3 separate regions of the Mus musculus genome follow, and all the other regions are linked to region 2. A link is a contact called in ENCODE POLR2A ChIA-PET data. All regions are on one chromosome and are shown on one strand. Each heading gives the region's core, a stretch centred on a gene start or an enhancer-like site at or near the end of the contact. The rest is flanking DNA. Distances are from core to core; before and after follow the strand shown.

Region 1 (3,690 bases), core at 889-3,388, 76 kb after region 2:
AGGAGGAGGAGGAGGAGGAGGAGGAGGAGGAGGAGGAGGAAGAGGAAGAGGAAGAGGAAGAGGAAGAGGAAGAAGAAGAAGAAGAAGAAGAAGAAGAAGAAGAAGAAGAAGAAGAAGAAGAAGAAGAAGAAGCCAATTTCAGACAGAAGAAGGAGCATGGCAGGGGCTGGATGCTCAGCACGAAGAGGAAGAGAGTGAAATAAGAAGATCCTCTGGGTCACGGTGTCCCCAGTGCCAAATGTGGTGGCACACACCATTAATTCCAGCACTCAGGAGGCAGGAGACTCGTGAGTTTGAGGCTAGCCTGATCTATACAGTGAGCTTTAGCTACACAGTAAGACACTGCTTTGTTCCTTGGGTGGCTGAGGTTATCCCTCAGTCCTGGGGGTGGGAGGGGGCCCAGAAGCAGAGCATTCACTAACTTATGCAAAGACTTGAGGCCTGTCCGCAGCTGGGTGTGAAGGCGCAGGACTGTAAACCAAGCCCTTGGGAGGCTGAGTAGGAAGATCAGGAGTTAGCCTGGCCTGGAGTACACAGCCTGGCCAACATGGTTTCTATGTGAAAACATCAAAAAAGGAGCCAACAAGAGGCTGAGCCAGTAAAGGGCTTGCCAGCAAGCCTGACCACCTGCCCTCAGCCCCCGGAGCCCCTGCAGAGGGAGGAGGAAGGAAGTGGTCCTGCAAGCTGCCTTCTGAGCGCCACAATTCTGCTGTGGCACTAGCACATGCCTGTACAATAAGTAAATAAAGTGTAACCACTTAACTAAAGTAAACAACGAATGGGGGTGGGGGATGGAACCATTGGGGCGGCAGAGGCAGACAGGTCTCAGTCCCAGGCCAACCTGGTCTACAGAGCAAGTTGTAGGACAGCCAGGGCTACACAGAGAAATCCTGTCTCAAAAAAACAAGACCAACCAAAAAAAACAAAAAAACAAGAAAAACCAATAACAACAACAACAAAAAACTGAACTCAGCTTTCCCCTCCCCCATCTCTCCACCCTCACCCCCCCACACACGCAAAGATCCCAGTGCTATGATTGGTGGTCTGGTGGAGGTAATAACAGCTATAACAGCTAGCAACTCTCCTCAATACTTCTGGAATTATTCGGGCTCCTTGGAGAACCCTGAGGCAAGAAGAAGTCATCCAGCTAGGAGTTATGGATTGCGGGAATCCAAGTCGGGAGCCTCCTGATAGCTGCTGAACAAGTTCTGAATCTTCCTCTCTTGGGAGGACGGCAGGCGCCGCCCCCAGGCAGCAGCAAGGTGGGGAGTCCTGAGCCGGCTCACTCTGGCTCCAGGGTACACCAACCCTGGAATTCCCCAGCGCAGAAGCAGCCTGGACTTCCCCAGGGGTGAGGATGAGGAACGGGTGTCTGTGGGGGAGGGAACCGGACCTCAAGATTCACTTTAGGACGGGCCAGCCCCTCAGACCATCTGTTCCCCACCTCAGCCATATTCTGACTGCCCCATGACAAGGACTGTGACCACAGTTCCCATTGCACAGACCATGAGCCCAGGTTCTAAACGTGCATGTTTTAGGAGAGTAGTGTGTTTTGAGCCTGTAACCCGAAGAGCCGCGAGGCCTTGAGGACTGAGTTCAAGGCCAGCCTAGGCTAACGTGTCAAGGCATCATTCTCAAAACAGGAAAGAAAGGAAGGGAGGGGAAGAGGGGGACAGGGGGAGAGAGAGAGGACAGAGAGAGGGGGAGGGAGGGAGGGACTGGGAGGGAGAGAGAGAGAGAGAGAGAGAGAGAGAGAGAGACCGAGATTTTGGGTTCTGTAACCCACCCATGGAGTGATGCTACGTGGGATTCGAACTCCGGGCTGTTAGTTTTCAACCCTGGGTTTCCAATCCCACTTCCCGTTAACAGCTGAATTTATGTGATGTTCCGCTGGCCGGGAAGCAGGGATTTCGACCGCGCTCTGGGTCCTGGAGTTTGGAGACCTGCCCCCCAAAGCGACCCCACCTCGGACTCACCAGGGATCACAACGGTGACCAGGGCCAGGAGCAGAGGTAGCGTGGGCTTGGCACGGGTTGAAGCCATTGCAGGGCCAGGGCAAAGTGCAGGTAGCAGCGGAGCTCAGCACTAGCACTGGGTGCAGACTGAGGCGGGCGGCGCTTTTATAGTCTCTGGCTCACGGGGGGCCGAGGGGCGGTGCTGTCGGGGCCACTTTCCGGGAAACCTCGCGCCTTCCCCTCCGGAACGAGGGCTTCGGTATTTCCGGGTGGAGACTGTGCCCTGGCAGAGAGGGGTGGTCCTGCCTCGCTGGCCCCTGCGATCTAGGAATTTCCAAACTGAAGTAATGACATGTGGGGGGAGGTGGTGTCAGAGACCAGCAGGTGAGTCCGGAGAGAAGGCCCCGGGCCTCCAGGAGTCACGCCTCCTGGTTAACTGATTGACTACTGCCTAGTCCCCTGCGACATCAGGACCGCCATCCCCTCAAAGGGATAAACTGAGGCTCGGCATTTCGCAGGGATCCGAAATCAAGTCCTGATTTCCCCAACTACTGCAAGCCTCTTTAACCCACCAGACATGCCCTTGCCGGGGATAAGGGCTCCCTGGAATCGTTAGGGGACGCCATCCATTCAGAGGTGCCCCTCTCCCCAGGACCATGCTCCACCCACTTGGCACTAGAGATGAAGCAGCGATCCAAGCAGGCCCGGACAGATCCGCTGTGAGAAAGTCCTGCCTGAGAGGCAGTCCTCACTTCCCTTCTCCCACTCACGACTGCTCCCGCCCCCGCGGCCTCGGTTCCCCTTTTCTGCTTTGACTTCTGGGGCGTCTTGACAGCTCCCCCAAAAGGAAGGAAGATGTCTGGTCCTGTGGCGTGGAGCCCTGCACCTCCCTTTCTTAGACTGGATGAGAAACAGAACTCCGAAGAGGAGAGGCACCTCTCAGAAAGCAGAGATCCCCCACTCCCCAGCGCGCCTTATGGGGGGGTTTCCTCTCCTTCTCACTCCTTTCCCCCACTTCCTCCATCCTCTGGCCCCGCCCCGTGCTAGTTTCTCCCCTTCCCCCTCTCATCTCTCCCCCTGCTGTCTCTTCTTGAGGTCAGGTGTCAAGTAGCTCAGGGTGACCTCAAACGCCCTGTAGTTGAGGATGACCTTGAACTCCCGATCCTGCCTCGTGCTCCACTGCTCTTGCTTTTCGCAGTGAAACTGAGGCAGACCTTGAACAATGAGATTGGACAAAGAGAGATATCAAACCCTAGTCTTCCAAGACCCAGTGGCTTGCTTACTGGCCTTTGGACGCCCGAGGCTTCCTGTTTTAAGACGCCTATACAGTTGCTGTGGAGACCAGCCCTGGGCCAGGAGGTCGTGCTGCAGATGCGGAAGGGAGAGGTCGAGATGCACGTGTGCTCTTCCTCCAGAGCCCACAGCTCCCAGGCCACTCCACACCCAAGCCTGAAGCCTGGTTATTCCTAAGGAATTTCCACGGGGATGTTTTGATTGGGGGGGGGGGGTGTCTGGGGAGCGGGCACTCAATCTCTACCCCAGGACAACTATGATGGAGTTTCAGAGTGACCTCAAGGGAATCTGGGAAATCCCTCAGAGTGGATTTTTCTAGTGGTGTCACTGAGAGTCTTTGGTCCTCATTTCACCTGTTTGAGACTCCATTGCCCTAAGGTCCCATATGCAGTCTTTAGTTTGACTGTTTAAAGCGGCACCTTCTGTGTTGAGCGCACCAATC
Region 2 (3,962 bases), core at 642-3,141:
GCAGGGCCTGGCCACGTGCACCTTGAGGGTTTTACAGCACACCTTGCAGTGCCAGGCCCAAGGCCATGAGCTCCAAAGCTCCGGCATGAGGGCACCAGGCATGGGGTACCTCATTACTTGTCAACCTAAACCACGACGGCACCTATCACTGCCAGGAAACTGGCCCAAGAACACCTTGCTCACAGTGACTGACATTCAAGGTAACGGAGGAACCTGTACGGTCTACAGGGGCAAGTTCAGCAGGAACCCAGGACACACATATGCACTTGGGTCTCTCTGTGCCGATCAAGGCCAGGATGGCCAACATCACTATGGGGGTGTTCATGCCCCTAGGGATGGTGACCACTGCAGTGGCGTCAGTGTACACCCTCAGGATGCAGAACCCGAGTGGCTGCTACCACTTGAGAAACAGAAGTACCTCTGTGTCTCTCAGCACACTGTCGTCCAAAGATACAGCCCAGGGTAAGTTGTCCTGAGACAGGGGAAGACCAAGGTCCAGACTGAGAGGAGGATTGGGCCGTATCAAGTTCCAGATCAATAAAACCTTCAAGGGCTGGAGAGATGGCTCAGTGGTTAAGAGCACTGACTGCTCTTCCAGAGGTCCTGAGTTCAATTCCCAGCAACCACATGGTGGCTCCCAACCATCTGTAATGAGATCCGATGCCGTCTTCTGGTGTGTCTGAAGAGAGTGACACACATTAAATGTACTCACATTAAAAAATATAAAAATAAATCTTTAAAATAAAACTTTCAGCATGATAGTGCACACCTTTAATCCCAGCTCTCTGGAGGCAGAGGCAGGTGGATCTCTGTGAGTTCAAGGCCAGCCTAGTCTACAGAGTAAGTTATTCCAGGACAGCCACAGAGAAACCCTGTCATGAAAGACAAACACACACACACATTAGCACTTGCCCATAGACTCCTGAAAGTAGTTTTCTGGTGCTAGAGAGATCCATGTCTGTCATTATAAACTGCTGATCTTTTCTTCCTTGTGTCTTTTGCCAGTTCCTTCCCCAGCTCCTGTTTAACTTTTTGCTTCCTGTGCTGTCTATCTCTACTACCCCTACCAAGTCTGCTGGAAATGAAACTCAGGGGTTGCCATGCTTAGCAGTTAGTCCTTTTTTTCTTTGTTTTTTGAAACCCTGACTTACTATGTAGACCAGGCTGCTTAGGCCTTCAGAGTGCTGAAAATAATGCCAGCATTTGTCGTTGTTATTTGGTTGTTTGTTTTTCTTTTTTGAATCAGGTTTATCTCAAACTTGAGTTGTATAGTAGGGAATGACTTTGAACTTCAAGTCCTGCAGCTTCCATTTTGGTTTTTCGAGACAGGATGTCTCTGTGTAGCCCTGGCTGTCCTGGAACTCACTCTGTAGACCAGGCTGGCCTCGAACTCAGAAATCCACCTACTTCTGCCTCCCAAGTGCTGGGATTTAAGGCGTGCGCCATCACTGCCTGGCAGCTTCCATTTCTAAAGTGCTGGAATTGCATGCGTACATCAGTACACCTAATTTTTGTCTGTCGTTTCATTTTCTCTTTTGAGACAGGATCCTCATGAATTTGATTTCCGTTGTAACTGTGGATGACATCATAAGATCTGCCTTCCCCTCTAAAGGGCTTAGATTACAGGTGTGTGCACCTGACCAACTCTTAAGGCGGTGTTAGGGATTCACGCCTGCCTATTCTCAATCCTGCCTTGTAAGGCGGCTCCATGTTGCAGCTCCGCCCTTTTATTCAATGGCCCAGAGTCAGGGGAAGGGGGCAACGCTCGCGGGGCTGGTTCTAGCCAATACGCTGAAAGGGGCCGGGAGAGAGGCGGGGCTTCCACCAACCAATCACTACACGCGACCTCCTTGCCGCTCTATGTCGCTCCGCCCTGAGCTCGCTGGTCCCAGAAGGCGCCGGGTTTCCCAAGATGGCGGCCGACGTGTCCGTTACTCACCGGCCGCCGCTGAGCCCAGAGGCGGAGGCCGAAGCGGAAACTCCCGAGACCGTCGATCGCCGGGCGCCCGAACAAGAGTTGCCGCCGCTCGATCCGGAAGAGATCCGGAAACGCCTGGAACACACTGAGCGCCAGTTCCGTAACCGCCGCAAGATACTGATCCGAGGCCTCCCGGGGGACGTGACCAACCAGGTATGGGGGGTGGGGGTGAGAGCGTGGCGGGAAACACCACGGTGCGCGTGCGCGCGCACGCGGGCGGGGGGGTGGAAACCGGGCGGTACCAACGCTGCTGTGAGTGGGGGCTCTCCCCAGTGTCATATCCTCTCCCAGGGTCGTGAAACATTAAGAACGAAGTGGAAAGGGCATGGTTAGGAAAAAGAAAAAAAAGAAAACACTTTAAAGTGCTGGTCGACGTTGCTAGGGGCGACCATCGGACTTGGGAGAGGCCAAGTGGTTGAAGGTTGCAGGTAGTTGGAAGGGGCAGGCAGCTGTGGCCCTGCTGAAATATGTACGGGAGACTGTGAATAGATTGATTGAAATAGATTCCAACTGACCCATGCATATTCAGAGGGTTGTTTCCCTCCTCTGCCTTCGGGTGACAGGAGCTCAAATCTGGAAGTTTCAGAATTAAGAGCATGGCTTTTCTTATCAAGCATAATCGACACCTTTTAGAGGTAGACCCGGAAGTTGGAGCTGCATCCCTCAATGCCTACTAGAATTGATTTGGGAAAATGAAGTCTCCTTTCGACATGAACATGCCGCGGTGGGGGGCGGGGGTTGTATTCTGTGGCACTTCCCTGTGGCTAATCTTGTCTGCCGGGACTGCCCTTCTATTGGGAACCCATGTAGAGCAGGGTGTGCAATGCTCTTTGGACCCAAGAAAGTGGTATCTCTGTTGCCCTGCCCGGTGGTGGTGGGATAGGCCCTTTCTGATTGCTGCTAAATTGTCTGCTCACTGGCTCACCCTAGTACCCCCTGCTCTATAGGCACATGGCTAGTGAAGCTGCAGAGGTGTTGGGGAACACAATAAAGGACCAGACAAGGAATAGACACTTGTGTGCATGGTGTCCTGCATATCTGGAACTGCCAGCCCTATCTCCTTGGGCTCATACACAGGTCATTTGGTGCAAGGAAGCCAGGCAACTTGCCCTGGAAGCCAGCATTCAAAACAGCAGCCCTGTCAACATGAGGGAGTTTGGGTGGCCCCTGCACCCACACAGTGTAGGGTCAGATAAGTGAGTGGGGTCCCTGGTCAGGTAGCATGCCCCCTGTTGTCATGACAGCCCTGGCCAGGTACCCCTGGGTAGCATGCCCCCTGTTGTCATGATAGTTTGTGTGTTTCACTTCTTACAGCCTCAGCTGTTTTCCTCTTGGAGAAAATGGCTTCATAATTAGCTGTGGACCGGTTTCAACCTTGCACAGGGGAATCAGACAAGTTGGGCAGCCTCCTTGAAGGTGTGCAGTTTGAGTTGTTGGTGTTCCTAGCATGTAATCTGCAGTCTTGCCCTGCACAAGATAGATTGTAGAAGATAGCTGTATGGACAAACAGCTATTCATTTATCTGCTTGAATGGAGGGTCCACCTGTAGGCGGCCTTGCCCAGTGACTCCCCGGCTTCTGCTTGTGTCTCTGCAGGAAGTACATGACCTCCTGAGCGACTACGAACTCAAGTACTGTTTCGTGGACAAATACAAAGGGACAGGTTTGTGGGTCATGGATGGACAGGGCAATTATGACATGACAGTCCCCAGTGGTAACAGGACCTGGCTCAGCATCTGTTCTGAATTGTGGGTCCTGTGTTGTGTCAGAGGAAGCAGATCCTTGTTCTGTCTGTCCGTGTCTTAATTTTTTTGAGGCGGGGACTCACATGAAGCTGAGGTTGGCCTTGAACTCCTAGAGATCCACTTACCTGCTTTTGCTTCTTGAGTACTGTGATTAAAGGCAGGCACCACCCACCCTTGTCAGTTCCTTTATCTATTGTGTGTGTGTGTGTGTGTGTGTGTGTGTGTGTGTGTGTGTGTTAG
Region 3 (3,893 bases), core at 462-2,961, 74 kb before region 2:
CAGAGTAATGACTGTTAGAGCTGCCACTAGATAGAGGTGACAGCATGACTGAGCTGGGTAAAGTGGTGCGCATCTGCCATCTCAGCCCTTAGGAAGCCAAAGCAGGACCGTCACAAGTTCAAGGCCAGCCTCGGCTGACCACAAGAGTGGTCACATTGTCTCACAGGGCCTCAGGGAAGGTTGGCACATATAACAGCCCCAAAGCTCTGAGTCTGTGGAACATATCCTGCCAGCAAGGAGGTGTCCCCTGGAACATGGAAACTGTCGATCTGCTGTCCTTGAAGCAAACAGTCACTATGCCACATTAACCATGGTCCCACAAGGACACAGTTACTCTGTCACCACCACAGACACTATGGCAGAGCCAGCCATCACTGTCATCATGTCACAACTGCACTCTGTGGAGTACAGATACAGCCATGCTGTTACAGCTCTGTGACAGACACCAACATAGTCACCCTGGGACAGTTACAGAAGCCCAGAAGCACAATGCCACTGTCACAATCACTGTCTTCATAGCAGAGTTAGGCAGAGCCCCAAGTACAGGCAGCCCCAGCCTGTCACACACAACTGAAGACCCCTCCCTGAGGCTACCATGGCAGGAATCCCAGCTACTCTACACACCTTCATCTGTCACTTCAGAAAGGTGGGAATTCTTCTTTGATGGGACCTCACATGCCCTTGGCACAGGTCCATGGGGCACCTTGGGGTGCCATGAAGCCCTAACTGCCTGGCTAGGGCTTGTTCCAAGTCATAATACAGCCTGGACTAACACCAGCTACTGTAGGGCTGCCCTGATCCAATTCTCCACCCACTAGCGTCTAGTGTGCTACCCCATGGGAAGTATCCAGCGTGGTTCTTCAGTCACCCCTTATCGAATGTTCCCTAGGACACCCCACAATTAGTCCAGCCTCAGTCAGTCTCTCCAAGAGGTACTCCCATTCCAGCAGCTGCTCTGTACCATTACTGGCTAAGCTTGTAGAGAGCCCTAAAACAGCATGGATCCCCCCGACCCTCAACTTTACCCTGGGTATCCCATAAGTTAAAGGGCTTCTGGTGCAGTGGCGCCCCCTCTCTCCACCCACGCGGGTCACGCTGGCCCCCCCATCCGCCCCACAGCGCCCCCTTTGGCCAGCATTGCGCGTGGCGCCCCTCGAGCGCTTGTGCGCTCCGCTCGCCGGGGGAGTCTCACCGCCTACTGCTGCCTCCGCCGGTACCGGTGCCGTGGAAGGACGAGGGCCAGGACATGCGGGTAGTCCGCAGGCCTGGCCGGTCGCCAGTGTCCACGGCGTCGGCGCGCTCTATGGGCCGGTGCGGCGAGCGCTCTGGCTCTGAGCGCTCGGCACTGTCCGAGTAGCCGCGCTGCTGGATGCGGATCGGGGTCCTCGGCTGCCGCCACAGGTGCTGGGGGGGCGGCTTCAGGGTGGCCTGGCCCTCTCGGGGCCCGGGAAGAGAGAGAGACAGGCTCCTCTCCGAGGGGGCGGCCGGAGGCTCCATGGCTCCCGCTCTGTCTTGTGGGGTGCCCGGGGGCAAAAACGTCCCCTGGCCTGTCCGAGCTCAGTGGCGCCACGGCCGAGGTGCTTGGGGACCCACGGGAGCTCCTGGCCTCAGTGGGGCCATGGCGCCCAAGGACGGAGAACGCGGACGGCGGCGGCGCCGGTGTCCTCCTGGCGCTTGGAGCCCGCTGCGCTCTCGGAACCCGGCGCCAGCCGCGACTCCCCGCCCCGGCCCGCCCCTCCCTGCCCCCCCACCCGCCCGCCCGCCTGGCGACTGTCACAGCGCCACCCCCTCCTCCTCCAAGGAGAGGAGGGTGGCGGTCCTCCACACCCACGCACAACCCATTCCCGCCGGGGAGGGGGCGCCAACGCGCGCCAATCTCCAAGAGCCCTTTGGAGCAGCAAACAACGCACAGGGACCGAAGAGTTAAAGGGTTAATGGCATCGGGACGAAGACATCCGACTGGTTGGCGGGGTGTCACTCAGCCGCATCCATCAAGGCTAGGGCGGAGTCAGGGGCTGTCGTATCCTCGTTTTTAGAACCCCTGTCACCCTTTATCCCAGGTCCCCTTTTGCGGGAGTGGTCCTCGTGCCACCAGGACGCGGTGTCTGCAAGCTAACAGTATTGCACGCAGGACCAATGACAGCGTGTGGCTCCTCCACCGCCTGGCGGGATGTGAGCGCACGTGGCCCCTTCCGAGGGTTGTCTATGTTTTCGATGACGCCTGGAAGTGTGTGCGCGCACGTGGTGACTGCTCCCGCTGCTGCTGTCGGGGGGGTGTAAGAAGGCGCGCGCACGTGTACGACCCGTCGGGAGGGCGGAGCGTCCCGTGGGGTCTGTTCCGGTGGCCCAGGACTGTGCACACCTTCCCACGCACTCCGGCGCTGTATTGTCATTATAATGGGAGGATGCTGGTGCGAGTTGTGCACGTGATTCTTCCTCAGTTGTCTGTGACTGAGGACGCATGTTGGTGTATGGTCGGCCTGGAGGCATCTGGAGGTATGGGAGTGTGTCCCTTTGGGTCCCCCTGTGACTAATATATAGGTATCGCTACCTCTTATCTTTCAGAATTTTTAAATTACATTATTTGTGTGTGTGTGTGTGTGTGTGTGTGTGTGTGTGTGTGTGTATGGGAACTCGAGTCTCCCACTTCATCATCCAAATGCTACATATCTCAACTACTGCAGCAAGATTTGGTCCAGCTGTGCACCCTCAGTCCTTGCGAATACCCATTAGATGCCGAGGATAGGAGAGGACAGAGGACATTCTGCAGAAGTCAGTTCTCTCCTAACGATTCCCTAGTGGGCCTTGGGAATCGAATTCAAATAGGCAAGCTTGGAGGCAAACGCCCTTACCCACTGAGAATCCCGCTGGCCCAATCGCCGCCCCCTCTTCTTTTAATTTTTAAAGACTTTAAGCTGTTCTTCGAAAGGTAAACTGAGGCAGGTGGGAGGGGTAGCTGGGATAGGAGAGCATTGGAGGGTGAAACCCACCCCTGACGTTTTCAGGCGAGTAAACAATCGGAGCCTTTTCCCCGCGTCCCCCGCCCTCAGAACCCCCCTTCCGGCACCTAAATCCGGAGTTGCCGTGACTCACGCTCCCGCCTCCCTCAGCGCCGTGCCGAGCGAACGAGCAAAGAGCGAGTGGGAATCCGAGCGAGTCGCCATCCCTCCTCCCGGCTCTGGCTGAGCCCCGATGGCTGCTGGGCTGGGGGGTGGAGTGCTGTGTGCCCTCCCGTTTCTCACTTCCCTCCCAGGCTAGATCGCTGCTCAGGTGCTGCAATGTCCCTTGGCCCAAGCCCTCGCCCCCTACATCACCTCTCCTGGTCGTCTAGGGGGACAAGCCTTGTATTCTTGCCCCCACCCCCGTTCTTATTAACACACAGGCAATTGAACCTTTCCCAATTTCCAACTTCCTCAACCGCTTTTCTCTAGCAGGAGGGGACTCCTAGCGTGGGTGAAGGAGCGCGGCATAAGAACTGGCCCCCCACCAACAGCCCCAGGTGTTCCCCAAAGCCAGAACTGTATCTGTTCCCCTACTTTTCTCAGGAACCTTCCCCCAAGCATTTGCAAGTGTCACGTTGCCCAGCTGTTACCTTGTAACCATGGGCCACAGCTCTGGACGAGGGTCATAGGGCGGTGACCTGGAGGTGTGGACTGGGCAAGGGCTAGGCTACAGGTATTTGAAGGCTCAAGGACTGAGGTGAATCAAGCTGGACTTGAACTAAATAGAGGCTGGAGTGTGGGAGGGGGGACTTTACTCTCATCTGGAAATAAGTATCATGGCTTGGGCTGGTGAGATGGCTCAGTGGGTTAGAGCACCCGACTGCTCTTCCGAAGGTCCAGAGTTCAAATCCCAGCAACCACATGGTGGCTCACAACCATCCATAACAAGAT

Evidence for each region. ChIA-PET counts read pairs that join two places held with the same protein, here RNA polymerase II (POLR2A).
Region 1: POLR2A ChIA-PET joins it to region 2 with 36 read pairs in embryonic stem cell. The contact joins the promoter of Icam1 here to the promoter of Raver1 in region 2. POLR2A ChIA-PET finds 5 or more read pairs at or near these places in 4 of 5 experiments (Patski and embryonic stem cell).
Region 3: POLR2A ChIA-PET joins it to region 2 with 10 read pairs in Patski. The contact joins the promoter of Pde4a here to the promoter of Raver1 in region 2. POLR2A ChIA-PET finds 5 or more read pairs at or near these places in 4 of 5 experiments (Patski and embryonic stem cell).

Annotation. Positions count from the first base shown.
Region 1 is chr9:21,014,388-21,018,077 of GRCm38, reverse strand. It overlaps Icam1 (intercellular adhesion molecule 1), which reads right to left and starts at 2,138. Exons shown (of 7, transcript NM_010493.3): 1 at 1,977-2,138. The coding sequence starts at 2,043.
Region 2 is chr9:21,089,928-21,093,889 of GRCm38, reverse strand. It overlaps Raver1 (ribonucleoprotein, PTB-binding 1), which reads left to right and starts at 1,891. Exons shown (of 13, transcript NM_027911.4): 1 at 1,891-2,131; 2 at 3,574-3,640. The coding sequence starts at 1,913. Gm38431 (predicted gene, 38431) reads left to right here and starts at 1,882. Exons shown (of 17, transcript NR_038081.2): 1 at 1,882-2,131; 2 at 3,574-3,640.
Region 3 is chr9:21,163,532-21,167,424 of GRCm38, reverse strand. Pde4a (phosphodiesterase 4A, cAMP specific) reads right to left here and starts at 1,711. Exons shown (of 15, transcript NM_183408.3): 1 at 1,193-1,711. The coding sequence starts at 1,497. It overlaps Gm36118 (a long non-coding RNA gene), which reads left to right and starts at 1,757. Exons shown (of 3, transcript XR_870565.1): 1 at 1,757-2,496.